Linked DNA regions of Homo sapiens: region 1 is linked to region 2. The links are chromatin contacts, found by Hi-C or POLR2A ChIA-PET in ENCODE. All regions are on one chromosome and are shown on one strand. Each heading gives the region's core, a stretch centred on a gene start or an enhancer-like site at or near the end of the contact. The rest is flanking DNA. Distances are from core to core; before and after follow the strand shown. Region 1 overlaps SLC28A1 (solute carrier family 28 member 1). Region 2 overlaps SEC11A (SEC11 homolog A, signal peptidase complex subunit).

Evidence for each region. A loop is a pair of places that touch in the nucleus more often than their neighbours do. ChIA-PET counts read pairs that join two places held with the same protein, here RNA polymerase II (POLR2A). Pooled maps may share reads with other maps.
Region 1: a loop to region 2 is called in a pooled map, with 2.6 times the contacts of the local background. The contact joins two enhancer-like sites. A Hi-C loop is called at or near these places in 1 of 50 pooled maps. POLR2A ChIA-PET finds 5 or more read pairs at or near these places in 5 of 52 experiments (A549, AG04450, HEK293T and 2 more).

The regions. Positions count from the first base shown.
Region 1 is chr15:84,927,080-84,929,779 of GRCh38, forward strand. The region is part of intron 12 of SLC28A1 (solute carrier family 28 member 1); the gene reads left to right. Among named protein-coding and RNA genes, the nearest start is that of SLC28A1, 44 kb to the left of the region's middle. RefSeq lists an enhancer at 988-1,047. Within about 2 kb of position 1,277, at least 21 of the 41 ENCODE cell types and tissues checked have a DNase peak (open chromatin) inside an H3K27ac peak, as active enhancers do.
Region 2 is chr15:84,684,053-84,686,752 of GRCh38, forward strand. All of the region lies in intron 3 of SEC11A (SEC11 homolog A, signal peptidase complex subunit), which reads right to left. Among named protein-coding and RNA genes, the nearest start is that of NMB, 27 kb to the left of the region's middle. RefSeq lists an enhancer at 2,436-2,700. Within about 2 kb of position 1,424, at least 4 of the 41 ENCODE cell types and tissues checked have a DNase peak (open chromatin) inside an H3K27ac peak, as active enhancers do.

The DNA of each region.
Region 1 (2,700 bases), core at 27-2,526, 240 kb after region 2:
GTACCCTCCCATCTAGAATTCTAGAGACTGTCATCTGGTTTGCACCTGTCTTGCTGAGGCCTAGAAAAGGGCTCATTAAAACTGGTGCACCCACCCACCCCACCACCAATTGTTTTTGGAAGTGTGGAGGCCAAGGGAAAATTTCCCCTACGTCCTCTGAAGGTTCACTGAAAAATCAGCTCACAAAAGGGAGATTAACAGGAGAAAGGCACACAAATTTATTTAATGCATACACACGGGGGCCTTCAGAAGGAAGACCCAAAGATACAGGGAAAATTGTCCATTTTTACGCTCAGGTTCAACAAAGTATGGATAGCCACATAGAAATAGAATTGGACAAACAGAGTGTGATCTAATACTAATCGACTGAGTGGAGGAAAAACAGCAAAGCCTGTCTGTGTAGACTCTTCTTGGGCTCTCTGAGCATTTTTTCCTTCTGGGTATGGGGCAAGATCCTCTCTGGAAGGGGGGGTCTTATGACCTACACTCAAACAAAGTAGGTCAGATAATTTCTTTATTGCCACTTTTTACCCAGAAAGGCAGAGGGAAGTTAAAGCAATGTTTTTAGGCTTTATGGCTGGCTTTGGGGAAAAGGGCTTCTGGTCTCCGTGCCCTGCCTTGGAGAAGGGGAATTCTAGTTTTTATGGCTAGCCTTGAAGGAGAATTGGACTGATAAATGGGAGGGCAGGACAGAAAAACTTCTTCTGAGGCTACTTCTGAGCCCTTTATTCTAGGTTTTGTTTTAAGAGTCCCAGCAGAAGGAATTTGATATTTCAAAAATGGAAACCCAAAACTTTGTTCCTGAAACTTTTTTTCATGGCAGGATATTGGGGGAGGGGGATGCCATAATATTTTCAGAACTTAGGGCTTTAAATGTCTTAACCTTGTTCTGGTCCCCTTAGACAACGAAAAGAATAACGCTGGTGTTCCTCCTAGTCATTACTTAGAACTTAAACACTGGAAGAATGCTCGCCCATTTCCACAATCTGGCTTAAAACTCAGCCCTCTTTTCTTCCCTTTCTCAGGCAAAAGTCCAGGCCCAGCCCTGGGCAGTCTGGCTTCCCCATTGACAGGGCCTGGGTACCCACTTCCCTTTAGCTGCACAGAATGGGCAGAGGCAGCCAGGATCATCCCTAGGTGCCCTTGAGCCTCCATTTTACAGTCTCTGGTTTGAAAGCCCCAGACTACAACTATAGCTGGCCCAGAGGAAAAGCACCTAACAAACAAACCTTCCTTCCCTTCAATCTCTGGGTCTGCCCCAGTCTTTTCTCCAGAGCAGCTCTCTTTTGCCCCCACCTGGCTCATGACAGTCACTGCACCAGCCCTGTACTGCACGCCCTCTAACTTCCTTCCCCAGTCAGTTCCTCAGTATCTTTGGCTCTGCCCTCAGCCTCTGAATCCCAGAAAGGTCTCTCTTGCCCTTTCCTTCAAGCTCCCAGGTTCGTTCGTTCTTTCTTTCTTTCTTTCTTTCTTTCTTTCTTTCTTTCTTTCTTTCTTTCTTTCTTTCTTTCTTTCTTTCTTTCTTTTCTTTCTTTCTTTTCTTTCTTTCTTTCTTTTTTTTTGAGACAGAGTCTCCCTCTGTCGCCCAGGCTGGAGTGCAGTGGCTCAATCTCGGCTCACTACAACCTCCACCTCCCAGGTTCAAGCAATTCTCCTGCCTCAGCCTCCCAAGTAGCTGGGATTACAGGCATGCGCCACCAACCCAGCTAATTTGTGTATTTTTAGTAGAGACAGGGTTTCACCATGTTGGCCAGGCTGGCCTTGAACTCCTCACCTCAGGTGATCCACCCGCCTCGGCCTCCCAAACTGCTGGGATTACAGGCATGAGCCACTGCGCCCAGCCTCCAAGCTCCCAGATTCTTAAAACCACTTTGTTGCTCAATCTCTGGCTCCCTTCTCCGCACATCCCTCCTATTGCTAATATCTGGATATTTCTAGATCTCCACGGTCCAGTACAGTAGCCACCAAACACACATAGCTATTGAGCACTTGAAATGAGGCTAGTCGTATTGAAAAACTTTTAAGATGTTTTATTAATTTTAAATTTTTATTTTGTCATCCATATTGATAGTTTTATATTGATTACATGGGTGGAAAGAAAATATTTTGGATATATTGAGTTAAATAAGACATTATTAAAATTAATTTAACCTATTTCTTTTTCCTTTTTAAAATGTGGCTATGGCCGGGCGCGGTGGCTCACACCTGTAATTCCAGCACTTTGGGAGGCCGAGGCGGGTGGATCACCTGAGGTCAGGAGTTCAAGACCAGCCTGGGCAACATGGAGAAACCCTGTCTCTACAAAAATACAAAAATTAGCCAGGTATGATGTCAGGTGCCTGTAACCCCAGCTACTCAGGAGTCTGAGGTGGGAGAATTGCTTGAACCCGGGAGGCAGAGGTTGCAGTGAGCCGAGATCGCCCCATTGCACTCCAGCCTGAGCAACACAGCAAGACTCTGTTTCAAAAAAAAAAAAAAAAATGTGGCTTCTAGGCTGGGTGCAGTGGCTCATGCCTGTCATTTCAGTACTTTGGGAGGCCAAGGCAGGAGGATGGCTGAGACCAGGAGCTTGAGACCAGCATGGGCAACATAGGGAGACCCCTATCTCCACAAAAAATTTAAAAAATAAAAAATTACTTGGGCATGGTGGCACACATCTATAGTCCCAGGTACTGGGGAGGCTGAAGTGGGAGGATCACT
Region 2 (2,700 bases), core at 174-2,673:
CCCAAAAGCTAAATGGGTACAGAATAATGTATCCATCTGCATGGGAAAAGCAAAGCTAAGGATTAAGTCACCCAATGGTAAAATTTCTCTTTCCAAATACTTAATCACATGCCAGTGTTCAGTATCATCCAATTATAATATCTCCTGATATGGTTTGGCTGTGGTCCCTACCCAAATCTCATCTTGAACTGTAGTTCCCATAATTACCACAGGTCATGGGAGGTACCCAGTGGGAGGTAATTGAGTCATGGGGGCAGGTCTTTCCCAAGCTGTTCTCATGATAGTGAATAAGTCTCATGAGATCCAATGGTTTTATAAATGGGAGATCCCCTGCACATGACCTCTTGCCTGCCGACATGTACAACATGGATTTGCTTCTTCTTTGCCTTCTGATTGTGAGGCCTCCCCAGCCATGTGGAACTGTGAGTCCATTAAACCTCTTTCCTTTATAAATTACCCAGTCTCAGGTATGTCTTTATTAGCAGCATGAGAACAGACTAATATACCTCCTATAGGATGAACCTACTAAATACATACATTTTGAATATTATTTGTCCCCATATTTAAGAACAATGTTAATACTATTAAACCAAATGGGGCTGGGTGCAGTGGGTCATGCCTGTAATCTCTGCACTTTGGGAGGCAGAGGTGGGTGAATCATTTGAGGTCCGGAGTTCAAGACCAGTCTGGCCAACATGGTGAAACCCTGCCTCTACTAAAAATACAAAAATTAGCTGGGCGTGGTGGCAGGCGCCTGTAGTCCCAGCTACTTGGGAGGCTGAGGCAGGAGAATTGCTTGAACCCAGAAGGCAGAGGTTGCAGTGAGCCAAACTCGCACCATGAACTCCAGCCTGGGCGAAAGAGCGAGACTCCGTCTCAAAAGAAAAAACAAAAAACAAAAAAAACCCAAATGGTAATCCTGACCAGATATTTCAGTCTCCCCAAAAGAAAAAAAGAAAATTGAAAATTTCTGAATATTAACAGGGTCTGTTATCTACACAGGCCTGCAAGTTGAAGGTATCTCAAGAGTCTGAAATAAATCACCAAAAACCCCAGATTACAAGTACCATATTTAAAATCATCAGAATTCTGTACAAAATTATTTTAAAAATTTAAGGATTTTCCAATTAATATATTCTCTGTCTATGAATCTGCCCAGAAGCAGTTTTAAACTTAAGTCTATGACTCATTCAATTTCTTTTTCTTTTCTTTTTTCTTTTTTTGAGATACAGTCTCACTCTGTTGCCCAGGATAGAATAAAGTGGCATGATCTCGGCTCACTGCAGCCTCAACCTCCTGGGCTCAAGTGATCCTCCTACCTCAGCCTCTTGAGCAGCTGGGACTACAAGTGCACACCACCGTGCCTGACTCATTTTTTTTTTTTTTTTTTATTTGTAGAGACAGGGTTTCACCATCTGGTCTAGACGCCCAGGCTGGTCTAGAGCTCCTGCGCTCAAGCACTCCACCCGCCTCAGCCTCCCAAAGGGCTGGGATTACAGGCATGAGTCACCACACCCAGCCAAACTCACTCAATTTCAAAGGATCACAAATTAAAATGGAGAAATTTTCCTCCAGCTTAAACAAGGCCTGAGCTTAATTTGATTCTCTCTGATATATTTAGGGGAAAGTTGGTTCAGCTTTGTTCACAACAGGCATTGCTGAGAATGAACAACACAAATCCACTTTCAGAATCTGGAAAACACTATCCATGCTGAATAAACCTCTGTAATTCCAAAATAAATTTCTTTTTTTTTTTTTTTTTTTTTTTGAGATGGAGTCTCACTCTGTCATTCAGGCTGGAATGCAGTGGCGTGATCTCAGCTCACTGCAACCTTAGCCTCCCAGGTTCAAGTGATTCTCCTGCCTTAGCCTCCTGAGTAGCTGGAGTTACAGGTGCCCACCACCACGCCTGGCTAATTTTTATACTTCTAGTAGAGATGGGTTTTGCCATGTTGGCAAGGCTGGTCTTGAACTCCTGAGCTCAGGTGATCTGCCCGCCTCAGCCTCCCAAAGTGCTGAGATTACAGGCATGAGCCACTGCTCCCGGCCCCAAACAATTTCTAAAAATTTAAGTTATTCCTTCCCAGTCAATAATATAATGTCACTTTAAATTATAGTATTTCCACATACATACTGATATCTGATTTTATTAAAAAAAAATAAGCAGTCATATCTTTATTTCACCAATGAAGAAAGAACTCTTCTAAACTAGAATGTTTATAGGAATTTCAAAAAGCAATGGTTGACAGTTTCCTCTTCTTTCAAGAACTGAAATCCACCAGGTGCAATGGCTCATGCCTGTAATCCCAGCACTTTGGGAGGCCAAGGCAGGCGGATCACTTGAGGCCAGGGGTTCGAGACTAGCCTAGCCAACAAGGTGAAACCCTGTCTCTACTAAAAATACAAAAATTAGCTGGGCATGGTGGCACATGCCTGTAATCCCAGCTACTCAGAAGGCTGAGGCATGAGAATCACTTGAGCCTGGGAGGTGGAGGTTGCAGTGAGCCGAGATAGCGCCACTGCATTCCAGCCTGGGTAACAGAGGGAAACTGTCTCAAAAAACAAACAAAAAAAGAACCGAAATCATGCCTACTCTTTCACTTCTCGTCTGTGTGTCATACAGGATGCCTCCCTTTTCTTTCATTTCTTTCTTTTTTCTTTTTTGAGACAGGGTCTCACTCGGTCGCCCAGGCTGGAGTG